2 separate regions of the Homo sapiens genome follow, and region 1 is linked to region 2. A link is a loop called in an ENCODE intact Hi-C map of the cell type or tissue named here. Cell type or tissue: adrenal gland. All regions are shown on one strand. Each heading gives the region's core, and the rest is flanking DNA. Links, peaks and the distances in the headings are about the cores only. Region 1 has its middle 69 kb from the start of CYB5B. Region 2 has its middle 11 kb from the start of MIR1538.

The links. Peaks named below come from ENCODE experiments on the same cell type or tissue, not always from the same donor. Only the 100,000 strongest peaks of a DNase experiment are listed, where the experiment ranks them.
Region 1: a loop joins it to region 2, with 2.1 times the contacts of the local background. A loop is called at or near these places in 27 of 110 quality-filtered maps.

The regions. Positions count from the first base shown.
Region 1 is chr16:69,485,961-69,501,594 of GRCh38, forward strand. No RefSeq gene overlaps it. Among named protein-coding and RNA genes, the nearest start is that of CYB5B, 69 kb to the left of the region's middle. In adrenal gland, for the core only: no CTCF peak of the experiment used is centred there; a DNase peak (open chromatin) is centred at 9,990; H3K27ac peaks cover 432 bases.
Region 2 is chr16:69,547,285-69,562,918 of GRCh38, forward strand. No RefSeq gene overlaps it. Among named protein-coding and RNA genes, the nearest start is that of MIR1538, 11 kb to the right of the region's middle. In adrenal gland, for the core only: no CTCF peak of the experiment used is centred there; no DNase peak of the experiment used is centred there.

The sequences.
Region 1 (15,634 bases), core at 5,106-13,105, 61 kb before region 2:
GGTTTTTAGTGTATTCACAGAGATACCATCTAATTCCACTGATTCCAGGATATTTTCATCACTTCGAAAAGAAACTCCGTGCCGTACCCATTAACAGTCACTCCTCATTCCCCAGTTCCCCAGCCCTGGCCCCTGACAATCACTGATCTCTTTCTGTCTCTAATGATTTCTATATTCTGGTCCAGTGGGCCCAGGAGCACAAACGTTGAAGCTCAACCAGTTACTTGGCTTCCCAGTGAGGGGACAGGCCCACTACCTTCCTGAACAAAATTCTGAACTGGAGGGTCTCCATTTGGTCCAGGTGCTGGGTGGTGAATTTCAAGAGCATCAGAGAGACATCTGAAGGTGACTCAGCCCCTGTGTCCCTGCCTCCCTCCCCTGCCCACCCCAGCCCATGCAGGCTCTGGAAGTGCACCTTGCTCACTCTGCTCCCCTGCCTGTGGAAGGCATGAGCAATGATGCACCCAGCGAAGGAGTGGGGAGTGGACCTCTAAGGTCAATGTGGCAAACCCATCACAGAAATGCAGGGGAGTTAAGGATGGTTTAGGAATGCATCCAGCAAGGTCGGGGCTGGAAGAGAGTTTGGAGGGCAAAGGAGAGGAGTAAGTAAAAGTGCTGTTATGCCAGGTGCCGTGGCTCGTGCCTGTAATCCTAGCACTTAAGGAGGCCAGGGAGGGAGGATTGCTTGAGCCCACGAGTGTGAAACTAGCTTGAACAACATAGGGAGACCCCATTCTCCACAAAAAGGAAAAAACAAAAACAACAATAATTTGTTATTACTGGCTGCTGGAGAAGGAGAGAGGAACCTGTAGGTGACTCCTTCTGACACCCAGTACTCTGCCAGCGTGCCTTTCTCATGTCACCCCCACGCCTTGGAAAGGTGCAAGCAAGGAGATACCGGAGGCAGGAGGAGGGCCAGGAGGAACAGCCCCTGCCAGGTCAGGGAGGCAACCCCGCCCCCACACCTGGCTGGCAACATGGGTGGATCGACTAGACCCACTGACGCCAGCTCTGCCGGCACCTGGAAACAGCCTGACACAGGGGTTTCAAAAGAGACGTGGAGGTGGCGTCAAGGACCGCCTGCAGTGTGAGAGAAAAAGGCCCTCCTTGTCCAGCCTTCATCAACAGGAACGGAGGCAGGACTCTGGTGATGTCTAAAGAAAGAACAAATGCACACAGACATGGTCAAATGTCTAAGAGATGGTGCTATTGGCAAAAACCACAAGGCCCAGCACAGATATCTACGATCCTGCTTACATCATAAAGTTATTATGTGTGATTGTTCCTAACAGACCAAGTCTGGAAGGGTTCTCGAAAGCCTGTCAATAATAACCTTTAGGGAAAGGAATGTCACTGTCTACCTTTCATTTTTATTTTTTTATTAAGAAAAAAAACTGCTAAAAACAACTGTTAAAATTAAATTAACAACTGTATGCTATTTATGTAATTTAAAATATATGATATGGCCAGGCACACCAGCTCACACCTGTAATCCCAACACTTTGGGAAGCTGAGGCGGGTGGATCACACGAGGCCAGGAGTTCAGTTCAAGAGCAGCCTGGCCAACATGGTGAAATCCCGTCTCTACTAAAAATACAAAAATTAGCTGGGTGTGGTTGTGCACGCCTGTAGTCCTCCCAGCTGCTTGGGAGGCTGAGGCAAGAGAATCGCTTGAAACGGAGAGGCAGAGGTTGCAGTAAGCCGGGATCACGCCACTGCATTCCAGCCTGGGTGACAGAGCGAGACTCTATCTCCAAAAAAACAAAAGATATATTTCAAATTTTATTTTTAATCTCTTTTTAAATAGGCAATACATTCACATGCAAAGTCTCCCTCCCATTCTTGTCTTCTTCTGCCTAGATATTCATTCCCCCTGCCGGAGGTAACTGATTTACTAATTACTGACGTATCCTTCTGGAATTTCTTTATGTAAATGTAAGTAAATTTGTGTAGAGATTCTTTTTCTTTTTTTTTTTTTTTAGAGATGGGGGTCTCTCTGTTACCCAGGCTAGCGTGCAGTGGTGTGATCATAGCTCGCTGCAGCCTCGACCTCCTGGGCTCAAGCAACCCTCCTGTCTCAGCCTTCTGAGTTGCTGGGACTACAGTCACAAGCCACCACACCCAGCTAATTTTAAACTTTTTTTAGAAAGGGGGGTCTCGCTATGTTGCCCAGGTTGATCTCAAACTCCTGGCCTCAAGCGGTCCTCCCACCTTGGCCTCCTAAAATGTTGAGATTACAGGTGTGAGCCACTGGACCTGGCAGAGAGTCTTACATCTCTATTGTGCTGTATCTCTAGGAAGAAAATTAGAATTCAAACCCTATGGCCAGACATAAGGGCTCTGAAGAATTAAACATATCTACAGGTGGCTAGTGGGTATAAAGTACAACCTTTGTGAGGAGGGCTTTTAAACATTATATATATTATATATATATATATACATAATATATATATTATATATATATATACACACACACATATATATACATATATATATATACACATACACACACATATATATTTTTATTGATAAATACTCATTATAAAGGAGTCAAGAAATGCCATATAAAGAAAATCACTCCAGATCTCTCCACCTCAAACTAATGATGATTAACATCAACTGAACATTATTCTGGACAAGTGTTGTCGGACAGAACTTTCTGTGGTGATGGAAACGTTTTCTGTGCTGTCAATTGTAGTAACTACTAGCTACGTATGTTTATTGAGCACTTGCAATGTGGCTAGTGAAACTGAAGAGCTGAATTTTTTATTTTTATTTTTAGTTTATGTATTTATTTTTATTTATTTATTTTTTTGAGACAGAGTTTCACTCTTGTTGCCCAGACTGGAGTGCAGTGGCGCAATCTTGGCTCTTTGCCACCTCCACCTCCTGGGTTCAAGAGATTCTCCTGTCTCAGCCTCCTGAGGAGCTGGGATTACAGGCGTCCACCAACACCCCCGGCTAATTTTTGTATTTTTAGCAGAGATGGGATTTCGCCATGTTGGCCAGGTTGGTTTCGAACTCCTGACCTCAGGTGATCTCCCTGCCTTGGTATTTTTATTTTTATTTTATTTTTTGAGATGAAGTCTCGCTCTTGTCCCCCAGGCTGGAGTGCAATGGCGTGACCTTGGCTCACTGCAACCTCCGCCTCCCGGGTTCAGGCAATTCTCCTGCCTCAGCCTTCCAAGTAGCTGGGATTACAGGTGCCTGCCACCACACCTGGCTAATTTTTGTATTTTTAGTAGAGATGGGGTTTCACCGTGTTAGCCAGGATGATCTCGATCTCCTGACCTCGTGATCTGCCTGCCTCGGCCTCCCAAAGTGCTGGGATTACAGGCCTGAGCCATGGCGCTTGGCCCAGTTTAGGCCTTTTCTATGTGTATGTATGAGTGGAAGGATGTAAAGAAAGCTGGAGACGACATTTTGGCATTGCCTCCCAAAAGCTTCACAGGTGTGATTACTAATTAACCTAGGAGATTTAGGAATTATCCTAAGGAAATGCAGCCAGGCACGATGGCTCACATCTTTAACTCCAGTGATCTGGGAGGCCAAGGCGGGAGGATAGCTTGAGGCCAGGAGTTTGAGACTAGCCTGGTCAACACAGACCCTGTCTCTACAAAAAACACAAAAATTAGCCAGGCGTGATGGTGCGTGCCTGTAATCCCAGCTACTCAGGGGGCTGAGGTGAGAGGATTGCTTGAGCCCAGGAGTTTGAGGCTACAGTGAGCTATGACTGCACCACTGCACTCCAGCCTGAGTGACAGAGCAAGACCCTGTCTCTAAAGGAAAAAAGAAATGGTTATGACTTTGCTCAAAATTGAGCTCTGAAAGTATTTATTAACACAAAAAACTGGAACGTTGTAGGAAAATATTTACCAATGTGGGAATGCGTTCATACTGTCTATTAAGTGAAAGGCAGGTTACAGCCAGCTCACGCCTGTAATCCCAACACTTCGGGAGGCCTAGGTAGAAGGATCGCTTGAGCTCAGGAGTTTAAGACGAGCCTAGGCAATATGATGAGACCCTGTCGCTACAAAAATATAAAAAATTATCCAGGCATAGTGGCGAGCACCTGTGGTCCCAGCTACTCAGGAGGCCGAAGTGGGAGGATCACTTGAGCCTGGGGAGGCAGAAATTGTAGTAACCCATGATTGCACGATAGCATCCCAGCCTGGGGGACATAGCAAGGCCCTGTCTCAAAAATAAAAAATAAAAAAATAAGTGAAAGGAAGGTTACAAAGCAGGATGCTTTCACTAAAATATAAATAGCCTAGAAAGATCTATTTCAAGCTGCTCAGTCCATGGTGAGCACTCAGTAAATATCAGTTAAATGATTGAGTGACTATTAATAAGAATTAGCACCGGGTGGCCAGACACGGTGGCTCATGCCTGTAATACCAGCACTTTGGGAGGCCGAAGCGGGCGGATCACGAGGTCAAGAGATTGAGACCATCCTGGCTAACATGGTGAAATCCTGTCTGTACTGAAAATACAAAAATTAGCTGGGTGTGGTGGCGCATGCCTGTAGTCCCAGCTACTTGGGAGGCTGAGGCAGGAGAATCCCTTGAACCCAGGAGGTGGAGGTTGCAGTAAGCCAAGATCGCACCACTGCACTCCAGCCTGGCGACAGAGCGAGACTCCATCTCAAAAAAAAAAAAAAAAAAAAAAAGAATTAGCGTCGGGTGGTGAAATTACAAGTGATTTTATATTTTCTTCTGCACCCTTATTTATATTTTCTAACTTTCTATGGTGAACACATATACTTCTGTAATAAGAAAAAACATGTAGGAAGAAAAGTATAGTTGTTGTGTCGTAATATTTCAGAGCTGGAAGGAGCTTTAGAGACAAAGACACGCTTGGCTAGTGAGAGGCCAAAACCTAGTTTCCGACAACACACAAACATCTTTCAGAGCCAAGGAGAAAATACTGCGTGATTGTCTTCTGGCCAGGACAAACTCTCGCAGTGTGGCAATTCAGGAGTGGATTTCAAGAGGGAAAAACAAAGGGTATTAATGCTCCTCAACAAGATATAAAACATCATGAAAAATCTTACTACAACAAACCCAGGGCATCATAATCTTTGCTCTAGTTGGGCCTCCCTGCTCACAGGGCCCTCAGCTGTGGCATCAGCAGGGACACCCTCCAGGACTCTCCCTGCGCAGCCAGCATGGGAGAGAAGTCTGTCTTTCTCTTTTTTTTTTTTTTTTTTTTTGAGACGGAGTGTCACTCTGTTACCCAGGCTGGAGTGCAGTGGCACAATTTCAGCTCACTGCAATCTCTACATCCTGGGTTCAAGCAGTTCTCATGTCTCAGCTTTCCAAGTAGCTGGGATTACAGGCATGCGCCACCACGCCTGGCTAACTTTTTTGTATTTTTAGGAGAGACAGGGTTTCACCATATTGGTCAGGATGGTCTCAAACTCCTGACCTCAGGTGATCCAGCTCCCAAAGTGCTGGGATTACAGGCGTGAGCCACCGCGCCCGGCCAGAAGTCTTCGTCTCTTGCAGGAAGAAGCCTACTACTGGTTGTCCCCACATATTGGCTCTTCTTCAAAGCCTGTCCTTTCTGCAAAATTCTTAATCACTGTCTACCTCAGATGTCCTTTCTGTTTTTTCAGCATTTACCACTGGCTTACATGCTCAAGTTTGTATTTTATTTTTATTTTTATTTTTTGAGGCAGGGTCTTGCTTTGTTGCCCAGGCTGGAGTGCAGTGGTGCAATTAGGACTCACTGCAGCCTCTTGGGCTCAAGTGATCCTCCTGCCTCGGCCTCCCAAAGCACTGAGATTACAGGTGTGAGCCACAATCCCTGGCCCATGCTCAACTTTGGAAATCGCTGTACTCTAGTCTATGAAACGCTTATTGACCTAACAGCTCTTAGTTCTGTGACTCAGTTAGTCTCATCAAACATTTTGGTTTTTTATTATTTTATATTTTTTCCTGGGGGCGTAGACTCAAGTGCCCTGAATATACACTCCCTCAAAAAAGTTTTGAGTGAGGACAAGGTGCTAAGCACCAGTATTTAGGCTGGGCAGAATATCTACTGGTATTTAGGCTGGGTATGAGGGCTCGTGCCTATAATCCTAGTACTTTGGAAGGCCGAGGCAGGAGGATTGCTTGAGCCCAGGAGTTGGAGTCTGCAGTAAGCTATGACTGTGCCACTGTACTCCAGCCTGGTGACAGAGAGAGAGCCTATTTCTAAAAAAAAAAAAAAAATTTAAGATATTTATCCAAGAAAAAGTATATGTCCACAAAAAGACTTTCATGAAATGTGTTATCTGTTTATATCATAGCCAGGGTCCCAGCAGGTAATTCGAGAAGAGTTTAATAAAGGGACTGTGCATAAGGGTGTATTTGGTTTAGAGAAACCACCAAAGCTGCAACTTCCTTCCAAAGAGAAACATACTATGGAAAAGGGTCAGGGTAGGGGCGGGCAGAAAGAGTAACTTTAAAGGGGAAACCTGACTCGACCTCAGCCAGGCCATCAAGGTCAACATTAAGGTCACAGATCATGTGGATTTTATGTACCCTTGATATGAAGGGATGAAATGGCAATTGACCTCTGTGGTCTTCCTCCCCCAAACTCTATGCTCAGTCTAATAGTGAGAAAAAATCAGACCAATTCAAAAAGAGGGGCCTACGATGTACCTGAGCAGTACTCCTCAAACCTGTCAAGGTGGTTGTGCAGCAGAGGACACAATTAATAACGTGAAAAGGCAACCTTTGGAATGTGAGAAAATATTTGCAAATCATACAGTCATGACAATACAAAAAAAGTTTCAGTTCATGACAGAATAAACAACGGTGGTCCCGTGACATTACAATGGAACACAAATTGAAACCATCTGATATATGGGCCGGGTGTGGTGGCTCACGCCTGTAATCCCAACACTTTAGGAGGTTGAGGCATGTGGATCACCTGAGGCCTGGAGTTCGAGACCAGCCTGGACAACATGGTGAAACCCTGTCTCTACTAAAAATACAAAAAAAATTAGGCGTGGTGGTGGGCACCTGTAATCCCAGATACTCAGGAGGCTGAGGCAGGAGAATCACTTGAACCTGGAGGCGAAGGTTGCAGTGAGCCGAGATTGCACGACTGCACTCCAGCCTGGGCGACAAGAGCAAAACTCCATCTCAAAAAAAAAAAGAAAAGAAACCTGATATATGGTACTTGATATTGGCATTGCAGGTCCAGTAAGGGAAAGGACTGATATTCAGTACTGGTGCTGGGATACCTGGTTTTGCATAATATATATGTAAATAAAAATATATATGCCATCTAGGTTTGTGTAAGTACACTCTGTGATGTTTGCACAACGACAAAATTGCATAAGGACTCATTTCTCAGAACATATCCCCATCATTAAGTGACATATGACTGTGTCTGATAAGGGGTGCATATCTAGAATATGTAAGGATCTCCTACAACTCAGTATCAAAAATTAAACAACCTGATTAAAAAACAGGCAAAGGACTTGAGTAGACATTCCCCCAATGAAGATAGAAAGATATGCAAACGGCCAATAAGCGCATGTATGAAAAGATGCTCATCGCCCCAGTCACTGGGAAAATGCAAATCAAAACCACAAGATGCCACGTTGTACCCATTAAGATGGCTGCCATCAAAAAACCCCAGAAAACTGCAAGTGTTGATGAGAGTGTGGAGAAATTGGAACCCTTGTGCACCGTTGGTGGGAACGTTAAATGGCGCAGCTACTATGGAAAACGGTATGATGATTCCTCAAAAAATTAAAAATAGAAATACAATATGGTCCAGCAATCCCACCTCTGAGTATACACCCCAAAGAATTGAAATCAGGGTCTCAAAGAGATGTTGGTACAACCATGTCCACAGCAGCACTATTCACAATGGCCAAAAGGTAGATGTCACCCAGGTGTCCATCCACAAATGAACAGATAAACAAAATGTGGTATATATCCATTCAGTGAAATGTTATTCAGCCTTAAAAAGGAAAGAAATTCTGATACATGCCATGACATGGATGAAATTTGAAGATGTTATGTAAGGTAAAATAACCTGGTCACAAAAAGACAAATATTATATAATTTCACTTATACAAGGTATCTAAAGTAGTCAAATGCATAGAAACATAAAGTAGAATGGTGGTGACCAGGAGTTTAGGGGAGGGGTAATGGGAAGTTGCTGTTTAATGGGTATAGAGTTTCTATTTTGCAAGATGCAAAAATTCTGGAGATCTGACTCACAACGATGTAAATATACTTAACACAACTGAACTGTGCACTTAAAAGTGGTTAAGATAATTTTTATGTTACATATATTTTACCACAATTTAAAACATTGTTAAGGTCATCGAAAACAAGGAAAGTGTGATAAATTGTCACATCCAAGAGGAGCCTAAAGAGGTGTGACAATGTGAGGCCGAGGTGGGCAGATCACTTGAGGCAGGAGTTCGAGACCAGCCTGGCCAACATGGCGAAATCCCATCTCTACTAAAAATACAAAAATCAGCTAGGTGTGGTGGTGGGCACGTGTAATCTCAGCTACTCAGGAGGCTGAGGCGGGAGAATCACTTGAACCCGGGAGGCAGAGGTTGCAGTAAGCTGAGATTGCGCCACTGCACTCCAGCCTAGGGGACAGAGCAAGACTCCATCTCAAAAATAAATAAATAAATAAATAAAAGAGATGTGACAACACAATGTCCTATAGTATCCTGATGGGACCTGGAACACAAACAGGGCATTAGGTAAACTAAGGCAATGTGAATAAAGTAGGGACTTAAGTTAATAATGATATATCAATATTGGTACATTAATTATAACAAATGTATCCTATTAATAGATGATGTTAATAATAGTAGAAACTGGAAATGGGTTATATGGAAACTCTGTATTACCTTCATAATTTTTCTGTAAATCTAAAAGGTCCTACAAAAGAAGGTCTATTTAAAAAGAATAGCTTAGGTCTTCCCCTCAAGGAATGTAGTGGCTGGGGGCATGAACTGGGAGTCTCCTGAGTTCAAACCCTGGCTCCACCACCACCCGGTTGTGGGCCCTTCAGGGAGTGAAGTCACCTCCCGATGGGTCAGTTTCTTCATCTGGAAACTGAGGAGAATCCTAGGATCTACCTCATGGGGGCGCTGTGAGGACTGACTGCAAAGTGCCCAGCACCACTCCTGGCTGGTAGTAGATGCTGCTATTCCTGCAAGTTAGAAATAAAAGCAACAATAGAATAGTTGAGAGTGTGCATTTTGGAGTAAGGCAGTCTGGATTTAAACTGTGGTTCTTTCAGTGACTATAAAATCTTGGACAAGTTGCTGGGCCTGAACCTCAGTTTACTTAGCTATAAAATGGGATGCATGAGGCCTCCCCCAAAGGTGGTTGGAAGGACTGAATGAGCTCAAGCCGCAAAGCCCCAGCATAATGTGTATGCATGGGAAGCCGTTGATCAGTGGGAAATGTCCAAGGAAAGGAGACAGGCAGGAAGAGTTGGGGAACAGCAAATAAAACTGCCTGGCCGGCCAGGCGTGGTGGCTCACGCCTATAATCCCAGCACTTTGGGAGGCTGAGGCGGGCGGATCACGAGGTCAGGAGATCGAGACCATCCTGGCCAACATGGTGAAACCCCGTCTCTACTAAAAATACAAAAATTAGTTGGGTATGGTGGCACATGCCTGTAATCACAGCTGCTCGGAAGGCTGAGGCAGGAGAATCGTTTGAACCAGGGAGTCGGAGGTTGCAGTGAGCCAAGATCGCACCACTGCACTCCAGTCTGGCGACAGAGTGAAACTCCATCGCGAACAACAACAACAACGAAAACCTGCCTGGGTATCTGAGAAGGCTTCCCTGAGGGGGTCACAGAGAGGGGCTTGTCCTGGTTTTTGCACTGAGGGTGCTGATAGGCCGACTTCACAGTCCTCCAGGGACCTGTGTGACCTCCTCCTGGGCCCCAAGTTCCTCCCAGGTCCCCAGCATTGGAACATAGCCTCCATCTGCTGCTCAGCCACTGTTCTGTCTGAACTGTGTTTAGGCCCTTATCTCAGCCAGCTTTGCACTGCTTGGCTGCCTGTCACATTCAATTCCGTGCCAGGGCATTCATCCTGCCCTGGTCGTGTGTGTCCCCAAATGCAAGGTTCTGGGACACGGGGCCTGGTCTTGATCGTCTTCGGTTCCCACAATCCCGAGCACGGTGTCTGGAACACAGCAGTGTCTCAGTACATGGCGGCTGAAGAGAATAAAATTAGTGAGAAACTCACTTCCAGCCCTTGCTGTAGTTGGATTCTGAGGCACTGAGAAACACCCACACACTTTCCCCTTTAAAAATACCTTCTCTCTCTGGACTCTCTTTAGCCCCAAATTCTATGATTAGAGCTTCATTTCTTTGGCTTGAGCCAAATCTGGACCCTGTACCTGATAAAAATGCAACATCCTATATCGGTCAGATTCCAGTGGGATACAGAAGGCACACTCAAAAACTCAACCGGGTTTAAATGGGTGGGGGGAAGAAAAAATAATAAAAATTAGTAAAAGAACTATTTACAGCAAGATGGATGGGACTAAAGGAATCTGCAGAGACAGTGAGGCATCCCTGGCCTTGCAACAGCAGGAAGCTCTTAGCACCCAGGGGCAGAAGAGTTCAAGGGCACCCGGGAGAGCTGCACTATGGAGGAGCCGCCTTGAGGGGGATGGAGGCTGTGGAGATGTATCCACTGCCCCCTGATCCAGGCTGAAGCAGGTGGGAAATATCTCAATGGTGGTCTCCTCTTGACCTCCGATCTCCTGGCAGAGCTCCCTATTGGCAGAACCCAACAGGAAGCCAGAGGGTGAGGAGGTCCCCAAAGGTCAGCTTCCCAGGGTCAGAGAAGAGCAGAAAAATAGATCTGGGGTTGGGAGAGGGGAGCAAACCCCGAATAACGAGGCTTCAGAGGTGACATAATTCTGTCTTATCAATCATTTACAATTCAGTGCAAATAAAAACATCAGATCTGATATGGTTTGGCTGTGTCCCCACCCGAATCTCATCTCGAATTGTAGCTCCCACAATTCCCACCTGTCATGGGGAGGGACCTGGTGGGAGGTAATTGAATCATGGGGGTGGGTCTTTCTTGTGCTGTTCTTTCCCTTGCAGTTCTGGTGAATAAGCCTCACAAGATCTAATGGTTATATAAAGGGTTTCCCCTTTCGCTTGGTTGTCATTCTCTCTTTTGCCTGCTGCCATGTAAGACGCCCCTTTGCTCTTCCTTCATGTTCCGCCATGATTGTGAGGCCTCCCCAGCCATGTGGAACTGTGAGTCAATTAAACTTATTTCCTTTATAATTATCCAGTCCTGGGTATGGCTTTGTCAGCAGTGTGAGAACAGACTAATACAGATCCTGTAAGGAAGAGACGCAAAGGAGATTGGGGACCAGGGTCCTGACTAGTTACGATGAACAGAGCGTCACTGACTGGGGAAAAGATGCCTCCCTCCTCCACCTCCCCCAAAATAAAGACAAACCTTGCCTGTTTCCAGTGGTGGCTGTAGAATTTCCTTATGGGGAAGATCTGAGGGTGGCATCTGGATGACAGGGAAGCCACCATTGCATAGCAAACCTGGGGTGTCACATATATCTGAGTAGCATGGGTGGAGGGTGTTGATGAGGATTAATGGAACCACTAAGTCTCTTCCCCACCTCAGCCATCTCTTCCCCTCCTCCTCCCACCAGCCCCAGCTCCTAAACAAAGCTTTCTCATTGCAAGACTTCTTGGAGCTAAAGTGAGCTGTGATTCTGAGTCCTGGGAGATGTCCCTGACCACAGGAGCCCCCTCACCAAACCTCCCGGAGTTAGGAGCAGTGGAGACACTTTGTGGGAACAGCAGGCATGAGGCCAATTGTCTTCAAACCTGGTCCTGGGAAGGAGGAGGAAAAACAGGAGCGGTGGCTGGCTGAGGCTGCGTGAGTGGCTTCCGGAAGATGAGGCAGAGGGAGGGAGGGATTCCTAGTGTGGAATGAGCCCCTATTGTGGGTGGAGATGGGTCGGGATTATCTAGGGTATCGCTACTCAAAGTGGGGTCCAGCGACCGGGAATATTGGCATCCCCAGCAAGCTCACTGGAAATGAAGACTGTCAGGCCCTCACCCCCGCATCGCCTGAATCAGGATTTGCAGTTCTTTGCAAGCTCCTCATGAGCTTCTTATGCACGTTAGAGTTTGAGAAGCACCTGCTGCGGCACCCCCTGCTCAGGTGAGCCTGTCTGCTCATTTTCCCTCTGCACACGTGTGCTTTTTCTTTTTTTTCCCCTCAGAGGCTTTCTCATTCAGAAGGTCACTCAACAAACACTGAATCCATGCCTATCTCTGGAGATACAGATATTAATAACAGAGGAGTGAATAGGAAACTTCAACTCAGTGTGGGAAATGCTAACATAAGGATGGGGGTGTGGGTCAGATAAGCAGGACAGGGGAAGGGCCCCCAATCTGCGGTGGGGGTGGGGTGGCCAGGGAGCTTGGCCCTCTCCCTTCCTCCTGCCAGATCTTCCTTCCCCGACCCCACCCTGCTGCTCACGCCAGCACCACACGCTGGACCTGCACTCCCCTCTGCCGATTATTTCACTATGTGTGTGATCGGGTTTCATTTCACCAACTCAACTGTTCTGATGTCTCCTCATTCTAACACCTAGTAGCCCCTGAATTCTACATAGGATGAATGAATGAGGGAACGAATGAGATTAAGTGCACCAGGTAACAGTGAGACCCACTCCTTTTTCTCATCGTCTGTCAATCTGCTGTGCAGACCCCCCTTATCCATCTCTGTCTATGTACGATTTCTAAAATATGAGCGTTTATTTCATCGATAGGTTTTTAGAAGCAGCAGGTAGAGCGGGCTAGGAGACCCAGCATAAGGAAGTGGTTAGGAGCCTAGACTCAAGCCAGATGCCTGGGTTCAAATCCTGTCTTCCTTCTTTATCAGGTGAGTGACTTTGGGTGTGCTACTTAACCTCTCCATGCCTCAATTTCCATATCTGTCAAATGGGAATAATAACAGCACCATGCTCATAGGAGATTATTGGGCGGATTCCATGAGTTGTTATCTGTAAAGCGCATGGGACAGTGTTTGGTAAGCACTAAAAAAATGTTGGCCAGGTGTGGTGGCTCACACCTGTAATCCCAGTTCTTTGGGAAGCCGAGGCGGGCAGATCACTTGAGCCCAAGAGTTTGAGACCAGCCTGGGCAACATAGCAACACCTAGTATCTAGAAAAAAAATGCAAAAATTAGCCAGGTGTGGTAGTGCATGTCTGTAGTTCCAGCTACTCGGGAGGCTGGGGTGGGAGGATGGCTTGAGTCTGGGAGGTCAAGGCTCAAGTGAGCTGTGATTGTGCCACTGCATTTCAGCCTGGGTGACAGAGACTCTGTCTTAAAAAAAAAGAAAAAAAAAATGTTTGCTATCAAGAATTTGCTATGGGGCTGGGTGCTCATGCCTGTAATCCCACGCCATGGGGAGGCCAAGGCAGGTGGATCACCTGAGGTCAGGAGTTCAAGACCAGCCTGGCCAACATGGTGAAATCTCCTCTTTACTAAAAATATAAAAATTAGCTGGGTGTGGTGGCACGTGCCTGTTAGTCTCAGCTACTTGGGAGGCTGATCCAGGAGAATCGCTTGAACCCGAGAGACAGAGGTTGCAGTGAGCCAAGATTGCACCATTGCACTGCAGCCTGGGCGACAAGAGCGAAACTCTGTCTCAAAAAAAAAAGAAAGAATTTGCTATGGGCTAGGGCCTGAGATTCATTTGCCTGATTGCTGGGAATCAGGAGGGTGGAGAATATCATCTGTGAATAGTGTCCAGCTGATCTGACCCCTGCACACCTGAGAGCTGGAAGAGAAAGGGCTTTGTCCCCAGGAGGGGGCTGTGTGGGCTGTGGGCTTGCCTGGGGCCATTAGAGTCCAGTAACCACTTTCACGGGAACTAGAAAGGCCTTCTTCTCCCGTTGTGCTCATCTCCTTGGGGGCTCTCTGATTGCTTCTCTTGTCAGGGATCTCCCTGACCTCCTCTTCTTTGAAGCCCCTGGGCCTGGTGCCCTTTCCACTTCCTCTCACTGCTAATTGGAAGGCAGTGGGTTGGCTCCCGCAGGCGATGGTGATACTCAGTTTTGGATGGCATTGAAACTATTTCATAGACTTCATATTTGGTGAATTCTGAAGGCCAAAGGGCCTGTGTGTTGCACTTGGGTGTTCTCTGGGCCTTGACCGGAGGATCTGTTTCTTATGTTCATGGAGCTCTCGGCCGCCTCTTCCACATCTGCTGGACTAGGAATCAGGGTGGGTGCCTTAACCTCTGATGCTGTGGCATCTTGGGGAGGGGTTTTCTAACTCACGCAAGGATATTTGGTTAATTCCGCAGCTCTGAGATGTTCTTGGAAACTTGGGGGTTTTATACCATGGTGTTCTGGCCAGGTTGCTTCTGATCTGGAGGGAAAGGGAGAGGTTTCTGCCTTCTGGCCCAGGGCCCAACTCCACAGAAGGATGTACTCAATCTTAAAGAGCAAGAGGGCGGATGCGGACACGGCCTAGCCTGAGACCTCACGGGGAGCCACTGAGATGTCCCCAGATCAGAGGTAGGGGTGAAACATGTAGAGACTGACTGAGGGGCTGACCCTAGGGTCACAAGGACAGTGCAAAGTTTTGGTAGTGCTGGGCTTCCTAACAGCTGCCAGGAGATGCTGTCAACTCAGACAGTTGTCACCTCCAGCTCCCAAGACACAGCAGCAGCATGGCCATGCGGGTAGCCATCTGACCTCGACCTCTACTTACCATTCCACATTCCATGAACAAATGATGACACCACGGCCTCTCCTGTCCTGTCTTTGACAGAAGAGCCTCAGCAGTTTCCTTTTATTTTTTAACATTTTTTATTTAATTAAATTAAATAGAGAGAGAGTCTCACTATATTGCCCAGGCTGGTCTCAAACTCCTGGCCTCAAGCAATCCTTCTGCCTCTGCCTCCCAAATTGCTGGGATTACAGGTGTGAGCCACTGCACCTGGCCTCCTTTCATTTTTTAAAAACTTTTTATTTTGAAAAATTTCAAATTTACACAAAAGAAACAAACAGAATATTATAAGGAGTTCTTGCATATCTTTCACTCAGATGCATTAATAACGTCCTGTTGCATTTGTTCTCTCTTTTTTTTTTTTGAGATGGAGTTTCACTGTGTCACCTAGGCTGGAGTGTATGGGTGCAATCTTGGCCCACCGCAACCTCTGCCTACTAGGTTCAAGCGATTCTCCTGCCTCAGCCTCCTGAGTAGCTGGGATTACAGGCATGTGCCACCATGCCCAGCTAATTTTTGTATTTTTAGTAGAGACGGGGTTTCACTATGTTGGCCAGGCTGGTCTTGAACTCCTGGCCTCAAGTGATGCACCCACCTCGGCCTCCCAAAGTGCTGGGATTATCTCTTTCTCTTCCTTTCTCCATAAACGTGTGTGTGTGTGTGTGTGTGTGTGTGTGTGTGTGTGTGTTTGTATACTTTTTTTCCTGAACAACTTGAAGGTTAAGTTGTGGACACATTTATACACTAATCTTTGAGTGTGTATTTCCTAAGAACAAATCTGTTTTATTATATGACCAAAATATAATTAGAAAATATAGGAAAGTTAGGCTGGGTGCGGTGGCTCACACCTGT
Region 2 (15,634 bases), core at 4,354-12,353:
TGTCTCTACTAAAAATACAAAATTAGCCAGGCACGGTGGTGTGCACATGTAATTCCAGCTACTCAGGAGGCTGAGGCAGCAGAATCACTTGAACCGAGGAGGCGGAGGTTGCAGTGAGCTGAGATCGTGCCATTGCACTCCAGCCTGGGCAAAAAGAGCAAAACTCCGTTTCAAAAAATAATGATAATTAATTAATGAATTAAAGTATGTACAGTTTTTTAGACATGATGCTGTTGCACATTTAATAGGCTATAGTGCAGTGTAAACATAACTTCTATATGCACCAGAAAACCAGAAAATTCATATGACTCACTTTATTGCTTTGGTCTGGAAATGAACCTGAAATATCTTCAAGGTATACTTATATTTGTGTATAATCTTTTGTTGGGTAAATGAGCTGTAAATAACTTCAGTTTATATGTTATCCTTTGATATTTTCTATAATATATTTTGTATACAGATATTTTGAATTTAATGTAGTCCAATATTTTTCTTTATGCTTTGTACTTTTGAGTCTTTACAAAATCTTTCCCTGTTCTGATGCCATAAAGACATTCTGCATTTTCTTCCAAAAATTTTTACATGTTGCTTTTTACCTTTCAAATTTTTAATCCATTTAAAACTTATTTTCATCTACGTAAGGAACTAATTAGTTTTGTGGGGGGGTTTGTATAAATAATTGTTCTAGCACCATTGCGTTTTTCATTTTTTTCCCACTGATTGATTTATAAAGCCATTTCTATTTTACGACAAGTTTCTATATGTATTTAGGCTGTTTCTGGCTTATCTGCTCCTTTAATCTGTTTGTCTATTCCTAAACAAATGTTGCATTTTTTTTTTTTAATAATACGGCTTTATGACAAATGTTTCTTATCTGGCAGGTCGAGTTCCCTCCTCTATGTACTTTTTCCCCCCAAATTATCATGGCTATTTTTGGCCTATTTGTTCTTTCATATGAAATTTAGGATCAGTTTATCAAGAGCCATAAAAAGTCCTTTGGGAGTTTTGGTTGGTGTTATAATGTATTGATAGACAACTTTGTAATATTGAGTCCTTCTATTCAGGAACATAGTATCAGCTCTATTTTTTTAAGTTTTCCTTTGTGTCCTTCAATAAACATTTTGTAAATTTCTCCTTAAAAGTATTTCCCGGTCGGGCACGGTGGCTCACTCCTGTAATCCCAGCACTTTGGGAGGCTGAGGTGGGCGGATCACAAGGTCAAGAGATTGAGACCATCTGGGCCAACATGGTGAAACCCTGTCTCTACTAAAAATACAAAAATTAGCTGGGCGTGGTGGCACGCGCCTGTAGTCCCAGCTACACGGGAGGCTGAGGCAGGAGAATCGCTTGAACCTGGGAGGCGGAGGTTGGAGTGAGCCGAGATGGCGCCACTGCACTCCAGCCTGTTTAGAGCGACATCTCAACAACAACAACAACAAAAAGGATTTCCCATCTTTTGTTATATTTTCATGGGCGTCTCATAGTTTTGTTGCTCTTGAAATTGTATTTTTTATAATTAACGACATTTTTGAATGTCTTTGCCAGCAAGTTGCTGTATTATTTTAATATTTTTCTTGGACTTCCTATGTAGATAAACATTTCAACTGTAAATAACAAAGATTTTTCTTCCTTACTTTGCAACCCTTTCTATTGCATTGACTAGAACCTCCAGGACAATATATAATAGTAGCACTGAGAGGAAAACATCTTTGTCTTCTGTATTTTTTTCTGTTTCTGAGTCAGGGTCTTGCCCTGTCACCCAGGCTGGAGCGCAGTGGCATGATCATAGCTCACTGCATCCTCGAACTCCTGGGCTCAAGTGATCCTTCTGCATCACTCTTCCAAGTAACTAGGACTACAGGTGCATGCCACTATGCCTAGCTAAATTTTGAAATTTTTTTTGTAGAGATGGGATCTTGCTATGTTGCTCAGGCTGGTCTCAAGGGGTCCTCCCACATAGGTGCCCTAAGGTGCTGGGATTACAGGCATAAACCATTGTGCCTGGCCCCTATAACATTTATTTATCTGATGTTTGTTTCTAACCAAGATAGAACGCTTAATTCTAGAACATAGATTAGAATATGTTTCCTGTCTAATTACAAATATTTTTGGAAGTTGAGCAGGAATAAGCTGATTAAAGGACACAGAATTCGAAGTACTCTCAAGCTGGGATCAATTTCTTTAAATTGATTTGCGCATGTAATTTCAAACTTTAAAGAAACAGAAGGAAAAAATAAGACAAAGAGGAGAAACTATTTGTTCTTTATACATTTAAATTTTTATTTAAAATGATGTATTATGAGTAATAATGGAAATTCTAAAATAAAACAATTCATAAGTCTTACAAATATGAAAATACTTCTGGCTGGGCACGGTGGCTCACGCCTGTAATCCCAGCACTTTGGGAGGCTGAGGTGGGAGGATCACCTGACGTCAGGAGCTTGAGACCAGCTTGGCCAACATGGTGAAACCCCATCTCTACTAAACATACAAAAATTAGCCGGGCATGGTGGTGGGCGCCTGTAATCCCAGCTACTTGGGAGGCTGAGACAGGAGAATCACTTGAACCTGGGAGGCGGAGGTTGCAGTGAACCCAGATTGCACCACTGCACTCCAGCCTGGGAGACAAGAGTGAAACTCTGTCTCAAATAAATAAATAAATAAATAAATAAATATAAAAATACTTTTGGCCAGGCACCGTGGCTCACACCACGGTGTAATCCCAGAACTTTGGGAGGCTGAGGCGGTGTATCACCTGAGGTTAGGAGTTCAAGACCAGCCTGGCTAACATGGTGAAACCCTGTCTCTACTAAAAATACAAAAAAAAAATTAGCTGGGCGTGGTGGTGCATGCCTGTAATCCCAGCTACTCGGGAGGCTGAGGCAGGAGAATCACTTGAACCCGACCGAAGGTGGAGGTAGCAGTGAGCTGAGACCATGCCATTGCACTCCAGCCTGGGTGACAGAGAGACTCTGTCTTAGAAAAACAAAACAAAACAAAAACAACTTTTATTTTTGCCTGCTACCTTTTAGTCCCTGTTCATATAACCCTCCCCCAACCAGTTTTTTTTTTTTTTTGACGGAGCCTCTCTGTTGCCTAGGCTGGGGTTCAGCGGCGCTATCTTGGCTCACTGAAACCTCCGCCTCCTAGGTTCAAGCAATTCTCCTGCCTCAGCCTCCAGAGTAGCTGTGATGCAGGCGCCCGGCACCATGCCCTGATAATTTTTGTATTTTTAGTAGAGACAGGGGTTTCACCATGTTGGCCAGGCTGGTCTTGAACTCCTGACCTCAAGTGACCTGCCTGCCTCAGCCTCCCAAAGTGCTGGGATTACACACATGAGCCATGGCGCCCAGCCAAATCATTACATTCTTATATTTAGGATTTTATTTATGCTGTCAGATCTTTGTTAGAAACTCAGTTCCAATAAAGCCTAAATTTTTCTTTCTTTCCTTCTTTTTGGAGACAGGGTATCACTCTGTCACCCAGGTTGGAGCACAGTGGCACAATCATGGCTTACCACAGCCTCGATCTCCTGGGCTCAGGTGACTCTCCCACCTCAGCCTCCTGAGTAGCTAGGAATATAGGTGCCTGCCACCACACCAGGCTAATTTTTATATTTTTTCTAGAGATGGGGTTTTGCCGTGTTGCCCAGGCTAGTCTCGAACTCCTAGGTGGGGTCAGCCTGCCTCATCCTCCCAAAGTGCTAGGATTACTGTCAATCAAGCCTAAAGTTTTCAATACTTCATCAACTACAATAAGAACTACTGTTAACATTTGTGTCACAGTGTTACACTTTACAAAGCATTTTCTCACACTTCAGCTCATTTTTTCCCCTATGACACAGATATTGTTATTAAATCCTTTTGCACAAGGGAAGGCTGAGGTTTCGGAGTGATTAGGAGATTTATGTATTAAATAAGTGGCAGAGGCCGGGTGTGGTGGCTCACACCTGTAATCCCAGCACTTTGGGAGGCCGAGTTGGGCGGATCACCTGAGGTTGGGAGTTCGAGACCAGACTGACCACCATGGAGAAACCCTGTCTCTACTAAAAATACAAAATTAGCTAGGCATGGTGGCGCATGCCTGTAATCCCAGCTACTCGGAGGCTGAGGCAGAAGAATTGCTTGAACCTGGGAGGTGGAGGTTGCAGTAAGCCGAGATCATGCCATTGCACTCCAGCCTGGGCAACAAGAGTGAAACTCTGTCTCAAAAAAAAAAAAAAGTGTCAGAATAGAGACTAAAAATGAAATATTCTGCTTTTTACCACCTGCACTAGTGGTTTTTGAGCTCCACCATGTCAGATTGTACCAGCCTTTTTCTAGTTTAGAGTAAAAAAATAATTAATTAATGGGCCATACTTTCTTTTTTTCTTTTTTTTTTCTTTTTTTTCTTTAGAGATGTGGTTTTGCTCTGCTGCCCAGGCTGGAGTGCAGTGGTGTGATCACAGCTTACTATAGCCTTGAACTCCCAGGTTTAAGTGATCCTCCCACCTCAACCTCCCGTGTAGCTGGGACTACAAGTGCACACCACCATGCCCAGCTAATTTTTTTTATTATTATTTTTGTAGTGATGGGGGTCCCACGATGTTGCCCAGGCTAGTCTCAAACTCCTGGACATAAATAATCCTCCTGCCTTGGCCTCTCAAAATGCTGGAATTATAGACCTCAGCCACCGTGCCTGGCCATACTTTAGGCCCATTTATGCCTAGTGTTCCATTATTGGAACGCTAAGCATATGGGAGTTATTTACCTACTGCTCAAGATCATCGCTAAGGTCTGATTGCAAAAATTCAAAAAATAGAAACCTCAGGCATAAATGGGTTAATTGTAAATTTTTCTCTAACGTGTTTTTCTTAAATGGATACCTCATGCTTGTCTATACTAGATGCTGCAATAGGATGGTATCTGGTTTAGTATGATGTTATATGTTTTAAGATGTTTAAGTTTCCATATGCAAATTTCTTCAGTGTTCTGCAGAAAGCTCAGATTTCCAGGTGTGGTGCCACAATAATAAATTTTAAAACCATTGCATTAGGTTATGCTGAGTAAGCCCTGGAGCCTGCAAGCCAAATACATTTTAGGTCCCAAAATAATGGTAAAGTACTACTGTGGGTTTGCTTCACTCTCTCCCATTTCACATGAAATGTGTATTGCTCCTCCTTATTGGTCATCAAAATAAATCTTAGGAGCGTATCTAAAGGGAATAATTAAGAAAGGCCACAAGCATAGGTTTAGCTACAAGGATGTTCATTTCAGTGGTATTTACAAAGGTTTCTTCTTCTTCTTTTTTCCTTTTTTGTGAGACAGAGTCTCACACTGTCGCCCAGGCTGGAGTGCAGTGGTGTGATCTCAGCTCACTGCCAACTCTGCCTCCCAGGTTCAAGTGATTCTCCTGCCTCAGCCTCCTGAGTAGCTGGGATTACAGGCGTGCGCCACCATGCCTGGGTGATTCTTGTATTTTTAGTAGAGATGGGGTTTCATCATGTTGGCCAGGCTGGTCTTAAACTCCTGACCTCAAGTGATCCACCCACCTTGGCCTCCCAAATTGCTGGGATTACAGGTGTGAACCACCACGCCCAGCCTACAAAGGTTTCTGAAAAAGAAAATAAACTAAATGCCAAAAGTAGGAGATTAGCTAAATAAGGTATTTCCTGTAATGGAATAGTCTTCTGCCATCACACATTATTAAGAATATGGACTGATGTGGACTGATGTTCACAGTTAAATCAGGAAAGCAGGATAACAGTATACATAGCATAGCCAATTTTTATAACATGTAATGCAAAATATACATGAAAAATTCCTGAAAGATATATACTAAATGATCTTCTCTATGTGATAGTTTATGAGTTTTTGAATCATTATTACTTACTTATTTATATTTTCAGTGATTATTTTTTGTTTTTACAATTAACACCTATTGTTTGTGAAGTATAACCCCCCACACACCTTATTTTTTATTAGAAAAAACCACTCGGGCCTTTCTAAAGCATTGATAAACATATTACCTGCTGTGTTCTGTCAACTTAGAGAGCAAAGGAAGAGGAAATAGCTGTGTACCGAATTTAATTTAGACATAAGGAGAATTTCCTGAAGGTAAGACCTTTAATCTGTTAAAATGGGAAGGGGACTAGGTGATACAATTAGGCAAAGGGAAGTGGTCAGGGCACACTTGTGGGGCCAGCTGAATGTATAATGGTGGAGAGGATTTGAGGGCAGAAAATAAAAGGCTTTCTGAAGCTGGCTGCCTAGGATACAAATTGCCTTGGTAATGACTCTTAGAGGCAGTGAGTTCACAAGCATGCATGGAAGGCAGAGTTCTGGGGAGAGAAAAGACATAGAAACTCAGATTTCAATTATTCATTCATTCGTTCATTGCTGAAACATTATCGATTGCTCACTACGAATCCAGCATTGTGCTAAGTGTTGGGTCCTGCTCTAGACAAGTTTACAATTTAGTTGGAGAGATGAAACACAAGGGTATGAAATCATTTGAGAAGGACTGGAAAATTAGAAGGAAAACCCAGGTAACTTAGTTCACTTATTTTATTTATTTATTTATTGAGACAGAGTCTTGCTCTGTTCCCCAGGCTGGAGTACAGTGGCGCAATCTTGGCTCACTGCAACCTCTGCCTCCCAGGCTCAAGCGATTCTCCTGCCTCAGCCTCCCGAGTAGCTGGGATTACAGGTGTGTGCCACCACACCGAGCTAATTTTTGTATTTTTTTAGTAGAGACGGGTTTTCACCATGTTAGCCAGGCTGGTCTCCAGCTCCTGACCTCAAGTGATCCGCCTGCCTTGGCATCCCAAAGTGTTAGGACTACAGGCGTAAGCCACTGCACCTGGCCAGGACTGGAAAATTAGAAGGAAAATTCAGGTAACTTAGTTCAACAAAAGAAGATATCTGAATAGCTGCGATTAGTGAGAATAAGTTTCCTCAAGTTTGGAATTTAAAAGTTTAAGAACGTTTCAGGAAAAATATAATAAACGTGAAGCAATTTTGACTGTAATCTGATATCTCACACAAATGTATTGTCTTTTAATATATGAGACATACCTCTACTTCTCCAATATTTGGATTTTAAAAATGTGCTTTCCATAAAATACTTAGCTCTTTTCCATTAGGAAATGATTAAGTAAAATAAAATGGAAAGAAGACTAGAATTACAGAGTTTCTGAGAGAGAGGTTACTTTTGGTATTATGTATTCGGTGGCAGATACTGTCATCGTCTACCCAACATCTATTCTCCCCCCACTTCCTTGCAAACTGACCCTCAATTTTGTTCAGAGTATCGATGTACCCATCTATACATTTACAACTTTTACAACACATTTACAGTGTACCCAACTTACACATTTCCCAGTCTCCCTTTCAGATAGTGACCATGTGACACAGTTCTGGCCAATGAGATGCAAGTCAAAGCCACTGTGTGGGTTGGCCCCTTTCTTCTTCCTTCCTCCTCCTGCCTAGCATGCAGACATGATGCCTAGAGGGGACAGCCATCTTCTGAGTATGAGAACAAATGCCACCTCTCAAGCTGGCTAACAGGGATGCCTATGTGCCTAATGGCATTGTGGGGCTGTGAGACTAGCCCTAGACTGCTGTATTAGTCCGTTTTCATGCTGCTGATAAAGACATACCTGAGACTGGGTAATTTATAAAGAAAAAGAGGTTTAATGGACTCATACTTCTACATGGCTGGGGAGGAAGGCGAAAGGCACGTCTTACATGGTGGCAGACAAGTGAGAATGACAACCAAGCGAAAGGGGTCTCCTCTTATAAAACCATCAGATCTTGTGAGACTTATTCACTTCTAGGAGAACAGAATGGGGGAAATCACCTCCATGATTCAATTATCTCCCACCGGGTCCCTCCCACAACACGTGGGAATTATGGGAGCTACAATTCAAGATGAGATTTGGGTGGGGATACAGCCAAACCATATCAATTGCCTAACTCCAGACTTCTTGCATGAGAAAAATAAAACCTCTACACCACTGGTGTTTGTTACTAGCAGCCAAACACAATCCTTCCCTGATAAATAACCTAACCCACTTATTTCACAGAGAGGGGACGGAGGCCCAAGAAAGTCCCATAAAGCTGGGCAGGTTATGTTGTGCCTTCTGGGTTACTTTAAACTGACAGAAGACCCAATACAAACAACCTCTTAAGCAAAGAAAAAAAAAAAAGAAAAAAGGAATTTATTAATTCAGATAATTGAAGTCAGGCATGTCTTCCTCCAGAGACTCCAGTTTTGTTTTCTTTCAGGTTCTGGTTTTTCTCTCTCCCCATCTCTTGGCTCTTCTTCCTCATAATTAGTCTGCCTCTGGCTCTTTCCTCTTTGTGGCTAGGTGGTGCCAGCAGCTCCAGCCTTACCTCACCCAGCACGAAGTCCTGCAGAAAGTGAAAACTCCTCTCTGGAGGAAAGTCACACTACTCAGGAGAAGCCTCACTTCCTGTGCACAGTAGGGGCCAAAACCAACTAGAATTTAGGACTCTGCACTCTAAGTCAGTTCACTTTCTTTTTAAATTTCATTTTATTAGTTATTTATTTAGAAACACAGTCTCACTGTGTTGCCCAGGCTGGAGTGTGCAGTGGTGCAATCATAGCTCACTGCAGCCTTGAACCCCTGGGCTCAAGGGGTTCTCCCACCTCAACTTCCTGAGTAGCTGGGACTATAGGTGTGCACCACCACACCTGGCTAACTTTTCCTTTTTTTTTTTTTTTTTAAGTGACAGGGTCTTGCTATGTTGCCCAGTCTGGTCTCAAACTTCTGGGCTCAAGGGATCCTCTCGCCTTGGCCTCCCAAAGCACTGGGATAACAGGTGTGAACCACCGTGCCTGGCCCCAAGTCAGTTCACTTTCTACTTTGTCAAATAGCCTCTGAAAAATGTATCCTAAATAGGTATGTGTAGCATCCATGAGAAATATCAGATATTTCCTTCAATCACATGGATGATCACATGTTCCTCTGGAAGCTTATCACCACTAAGGTATGTGAGTACCATGGAGAAAATACCAAGTCTATTTAGAATAAATTAGAAATCACTGGGCACCATACCTTAAGATGGCCCCCAACAGTGAAGACCAAGTCTGATCTGAGGTTTACGGTGGACCTGCTCATGAGTACTAACACAGATTACATCTTCTCCTTTGCTCTGGAGGAAAGCCTGCTGGCACAACTCTTTACAGGCTTTTTCTCTTATTGAACGTTTCTTTCTGAATTTCTCTTTTTTTTTTTCAAATTCTGTTTGCACTCAAAAAAAGTATTCGCTTAATAGCTCAGAAGCACAGATGATCTACTGATTCCTCCTGATCAGGTCAGGCTGTCAGAGCTGAGTTCAGATTACCCTCAGCCTGTACTGTATCTAGTTTTTAAATATTTTGGTGCCTAGTCCAGGCCTTACAGAATAACCTTTAGGTCCATTATTACCCAAGTCTTCCATGAATGGAAGGTTTGCAAATTGATCCTCTTTATAGACATTAGCCATATGGCTGCTTTATTTTTTTTCTACAAGCTTGTTTTCTCTTTCCTCAGAATTGTTGGCCTGTAGGATTCTTGAACTTCTTCCACACTTCGTTATAAAAGTGAGCATATAAAGGCTTAAATATTAGTGCTCAAGTATGTTTGGAGCGAAAACTGGGAATGCATGGTCATGCAGATTTGTTTCTTTTTGTTTCTTACCAGTTTACTCTTTCTCTGACTTTCAGCAAGTTATGTTCACTTAAATTTCCTACTGGCAAAGTGTAAGTCTAGGATCATTTCTGAGTAGAGTCTTTGCTGTTCCAGGTAACAAATTATAAAGTCTTGCTGGGCACTGTGGCTCACGCCTGTAATCCCAGCACTTTGGGAGGCCAAGGCGGGTGGATCACCTGAGGTCAGAGTTTGAGACCAGCCTGACCAAAGTGGCGAAACCCTGTCTCTACTAAAAATACAAAAATTAGCTGGTCGTGGTGGCGGGTGCCTGTAATCCAGCTATTCAGGAGGCTGCGGCAGGAGAATAGCTTGAACCCAGGAGATAGAGGTTGCAGTGTACCGAGATCGGGCCATTGCACTCCAGCCTGGGCGACAGAGCAAGACTCCATCTCAAAAAACCAAAAAAACAAACAAAAAAAACAAAGTATAAAGTCTCTCAAGTGATTTATATTTGGTGGTGTTTGCTTCTCTGTTAAATTTTCTTTTGGTGGATTAAGCTATTGGACTCTGCTAGTTTTGCATTGCTATAAAGAAGTATCTGAAACCGAGTGATTTATAAAGAAAAAGAGGTTTAATTGGCTCCGATTCTGCAGGATGTACAAGTAGCATGGTGCTAGCATCTGCTCGGCTTCTGGTGAGGCCTCAGGGAGCTTTTACTCATGGAGGAAGGTAAAGTGGGAGCAGGCATGTCACATAGCAAGAGGGAGCAAGAGAGAGAAGGAGGAGGTGCCAGGCTCTTTAAACAACCAGAGCTTGCATGAATTCAGAGCGAGGACTCACTCATTACCAGGAAGAAGGAGCCTAGCCGTTCATGAGGGATCCACCCCCATGACCCAAACACCTCCCACCAGGCCTCACTTCCAACTTTGGAGATTCAATTTCTCTTACTTTTTTGAGACAAGTGTCTCACTCTGTTGCCCAGGCTGGAGTGCAGTGGTGGGATCATACCTCAACTGCAGCCTTGAACTCCTGGGCTTAAGTGATTCTCCCTCCTCAGCCTCCCAAGAAGCTGAGACTACAGGCACAGGCCACCGCACCTGGCTAATATTTTAATTTTTTTTTTTAATAGAGGTGGGTCTTGCTATGTTGCCCAGGCTGGTCTTGAACTCTTTTGGCTTCAAGCAATCCTCCTGCCTCGGTCTCCCAAAGTGCTGGGATTACAGGTGTGAGCCGCCATGCCTGGTCTGAGGATTATATTTCAACCTAAGATTTGGAGGGAACAAACATTCAAACGATATCAGACTCCAACGATGAAGAACCTGTTGGTAGAAGTTTCAAACCTTTGACTCATCATCTCCTTTTTCAGACTTTTCTCTCTTCCATACTCTCAACATTTGAGCAGTACTGAGTTCTTCTGATTCTACTTCTATGTTTTACAAATACGATTCCTTCTTTACATTTTGTTTCCTGCTCTACTCTTTCAGGCCTCATTGGCTCCTGGCTGGTTTCTCTTTCTAGGCTCTCAGCCGCCAGTTTATGCTAGCTCTGGTCAGGTCATTTCTTCTTAAAAAATCTTCAATGGTCCTCAGTGCCTTCAGGATAAAGAACAAAATCCTTGGCATAATGTTTAAGATCTTTCACCTCTGCCCTTTTCTTACCTTTCAAGTTTCTTACTTCTTCCTCCATTCTGTTCATCTCTGCACCCAATGTCAAATTCTTATTAAAATGTCAACAGATGGCTATTGTAACATTTGTTTCATTCTGTCTGGGTGCTAAAGCTGTGTGCTGGCAATCAATTATAAGCTATTTAAGGCAAGAATTGTGTTTTATTTATTTTTACTTTCTCTGATACTATATGACCAAGTGTGTTCACAATATATCAGAGAGGGGACCAAGAAACTTTAATTCACTGTGATGATTGCTATGCCAGCAATTTGAACAAAATGCTATAGGAACACAGAAGAGAGAATGATTAATATTGCTTGGAAAGGTTTGGGATGAATTCACAGAGGAAGTAATATCTGAGCTGGACTTTGAAAATAAAGTAAGATTTTTGCAGGTGGAGAAACTGAACGAATAAATAAATATTCTCTGTAAGTTCATATTTTGTAATTAGATTCTAACACCTGCAGGCAGATCAATCCCTTGTATGTCTCTTCCCATGTTTGGGGCAGTCCACATTTCCTTATGCAGCTAAAACAAATGCTTCTCAGGTGAAACATGTTATTTCTAAAATCAGTCTAGTTTATCCAGTAACTTCAGCTCAGCCCTTTAATTCTGGTGCTTAGTTGTGGATGATCAATTCAATTATTTTATCATTGCATCCTTAACTTAAGTGTTGAACCATAATCCTCCACAAAGCTGAAAAAAAGACACTCAATGTTTCTTTGACCATCCACTGACAAAGTCCAGTGAAGCCCAGGTATTTCATGGACTCTTTGCATCAACAAGTAATACCTGTGATGCATCACACTGTAAACATTTGTATGTCAGGACTTTTTCCTGCAACTGTTTAGCCTTTTTTTTCTTTTTTTTTTTTTTTTTGAGATGGATTATTGCTCTGTTGCCCTGGCTATAGTGCAGTGGTGCAATCTCGGCTCACTGCAGCCTCTCCCTCTGCCTCCCGGGTTCAAGCAATTCTCCTGCGTCAGCCTCCCGAGTAGCTGGGATTACAGGTGCCCACCATCACAACCGGCTAATTTTTGTATTTTTAGTAGAGACAGGGTTTTACCATGTTGGCCAGGCTGGTCTCAAACTCCTGACCTCGTGATCTGCCTGCCTCGGCCTCTCAAATTGCTGGGATTACAGGCATGAACCACCGTGCCCGGGCTGTCTAGCCTCTTTTGACCCCTGTAAGAAACTGCGGTTGAAGTGAAGAGATACCAGCTGTGGTAGCGGGAGGAGAAAAGAGTGTGGTGTGTGAGATGACGTTCCTTCGCCTTCCCTGCTCGCAGGTCACTAAGAAAGCAAGCTGATCATTTATTTCTAGATATCTGTACAGAATTCTAGCATAGCACCTATCACAATGCTAAGTGTACTTCTTATATTCATCTTTTAAACATCTTTATATCCTTTTTAAAATTTATTTGAGACAGAGTCTCCCTCTGTCGCCCAGGCTGGAGTGCAGTGGCTCCATCTTGGCTCACTGCAACCTCCACCTCCCCAGTTCAAGCGATTTTCATGCCTCAACCTCCCAAGTAGCTGGGACAGGTGCGCACCACCACGCCCGGCTAATTTTTTTTTTTGTATTTTTAGTAGAGACGGGGTTTTGCCATGTTAGCCAGGCTGGTCTCGAATTCCTGGCCTCAAGTGATCCACCAACCTTGGCCTCTCAAAGTGCTGGGATTACAGGCATGAGCCACAGCCCCTGGCCGTGTAAAATGTTTGTATATCTTATACCTAGCACAACTCCCGGCACCCACTGTGGAACAAGAGAAGAATGATTCTGCTACATATAGAGGAATAGTTTTTTCATCTTTTTTGGGTGATGAGTCTTTCTTTCAGAAAGCTTAAGAAGTCCAAAATTTTAACCTTTGTCCCAAGAAACTAGATGTTTGTCAAAATTTCCATATAAGTTTAGGAAGATTACAGATGCCTTGAAGCAAACCCATGGACCTCAGAGTTAAAACTCCCTGAATTAAGAGAGAGGGTAATGAGAAATTGTACAATCTTTACTAATTCATACTCTTGGTCAAACTAATATCACAGCTGAGGTGGGGTTACTATACATAATAGATACCATGATTACATGGAGGAAAGAGCATTGTAGCAAATGCAATGTGGTGGTCTACACAATGGTGGTAGGCCAGTGTGAATAAGGACTTGCTTGCAGTTTTCATGTGTAACCTGCCTAGTGATGATCTGGAGACATTATCTTCCTTCCTTTCTTGGGTTAAATGGGATCAACTATTTCTATTTTCCCATTAAAATTTCTCCTCCTTAATTTATCCTTCATACTGCTCTGGCACTGGCTGGTTCACACCTGTAATCCCAGCACTTTGGGAGGCTGAGGAGGGCGGATCACTTGATGTCAGGAGTTTGAGACCAGCCTGGCCACTAACATGGCAAAACTCTGTCTCTACTTAAAAAAAAAAAAAAAAAAAAAAAAAAAAAAAAAAAAAAAAAAAGCTCTGGTATTTACCTCCTTTCTCCCTGCTCACTGAGTCCTTCAGATTCAAAATGATTGTGCTGTTTCTCAGGACTTGCAATTACTCTAGATCTTGAGAGACTTAATTGGTCTCTATAAGACTTTAGATGCAAACTCTGAGACCAACTCATAAACTAAAGAAGTATGCCATCAAAGTGAACAAAGTGAATTGGATGTCTGATGCTAAGATTTGGGCACTTTAGAAGATGCCAGGGGTGAGAATGTTTGAAACCTGATGCTAAATAGCATATAAACTAATTTTGCCTTCACAAATATTTGTGAGGCTAGGCACCGTGGCTCATACTTGTAATTCCAACATTTTGGGAGGCCGAGGAGGGAGGACTGCTTGAATCTAGGAGTTTGAGACCAGCCTGGGCAACATGGTGAGACCCTGTCTCTACAAAAAAAAAAAAAAAAATTAGGCAGGCATGGTAGCACACACCTGTGGTCACAGCTACTCAGGAGGCTGAGGCAGGAGGATCACTTGAGCCTAGGAGGTTGAGGCTGTAGTGAGCTGTGTTCACACCACAGCACTGCAGCCTGGGCAACAGAGTGAGACCCTGTCTCAAAGAGAAAAAAAAAAGGAAATATTTGCTAGAACATGTTATACGGGTGGAAATTGACACTTAAACATATTCAAATAGGAATTTGATTACAATTCCAGCACAAATGCTGTCACTACTATATCCCACCACTATCAATTCTCCATTATTATTAAGGAGTGCTCCCATGGTGGGGCAAAAATAATTGTGGTCTAAACTTTTTTTTGGTCTTTGACTTGAATTACTCTGGAAATTTTCCTTTCAGATTTTGTGTTTGTTTAGTAGGTTCCTTACAATATATGTGTGACTAAAATTATTTTAACAGCCTTAATTGTATTACAATGACAAAGATTTGTAGATCTTGTGACAGCAAGATTAAATAAACTCTGTTCTGTATGAGTTTATTTAATTCCTTTTCAGTGGCTGATATTTGAACCTCTTTCATTTAGAGTCAATCCAGCTACACAATTCACAAAGTGCCTAAACAAGTCCAGGAGGGGTTAAAGTACACACCACCAATATAAAAAGTGCCATTCTATTGCATAATCTACAGTCTTGTAGTTGAATCTGGGTTCTTGTGAAATTTTAATCAAGTGACTAGGGAAGGTAATATATGATTGGGAAGTAATATAAAGGAATTCTATAAACTACTAAATCTGCTGTATGTTTTGCTCCATGGTCCCATTATAATTTTCAATAAGAGGAAATTTCCAAATTTTACCTTTTGTTGTGTACAGAGGAAGTTTTATTTTATTTATATATATATTTTTTGAGACAGGGTCTCACCCTTGCTGCCCAGGCTGGAGTCAGTGGTGTGATCTTGGCTCACTCAACCTCTGCCTCCTGGGTTCCAGCAATTCTCCTGCCTCAGCCTCCCAAGTACACTACAGGTGCGTGCCAACATGCCCAGCTAATTTTTTTTCTTTTTTTTGTATTTTTAGTAGATACAGGGTTTCACCTTGTTGGCCAGGCTGGTCTCGAACTCCTGACCTCAAGTGATCCGCCTGCCTCAGCCTCCCAAAGTGCTGGGATTACAGGTGCGAGCCACTGCGGCCGGCCAGAGGAAGTTTCATAAAGGTATACAGTTGAAGGGGTAGTTTTAAAAATATATCATTAGACTATTTCAAACATCAAAGAAAAGGGGATGCAACTGAGATGTAAATGATCACAGAGGGAAATATCATTGGAACTAAGAATGGCATATAATTTACTAATGACACAGTGATCAGGTACTTATTTCTGATAACCTTGAATATCATGCAGGTCACATTTTATTTTGTGATTAGAGCAGAGCAAACACTATTTACT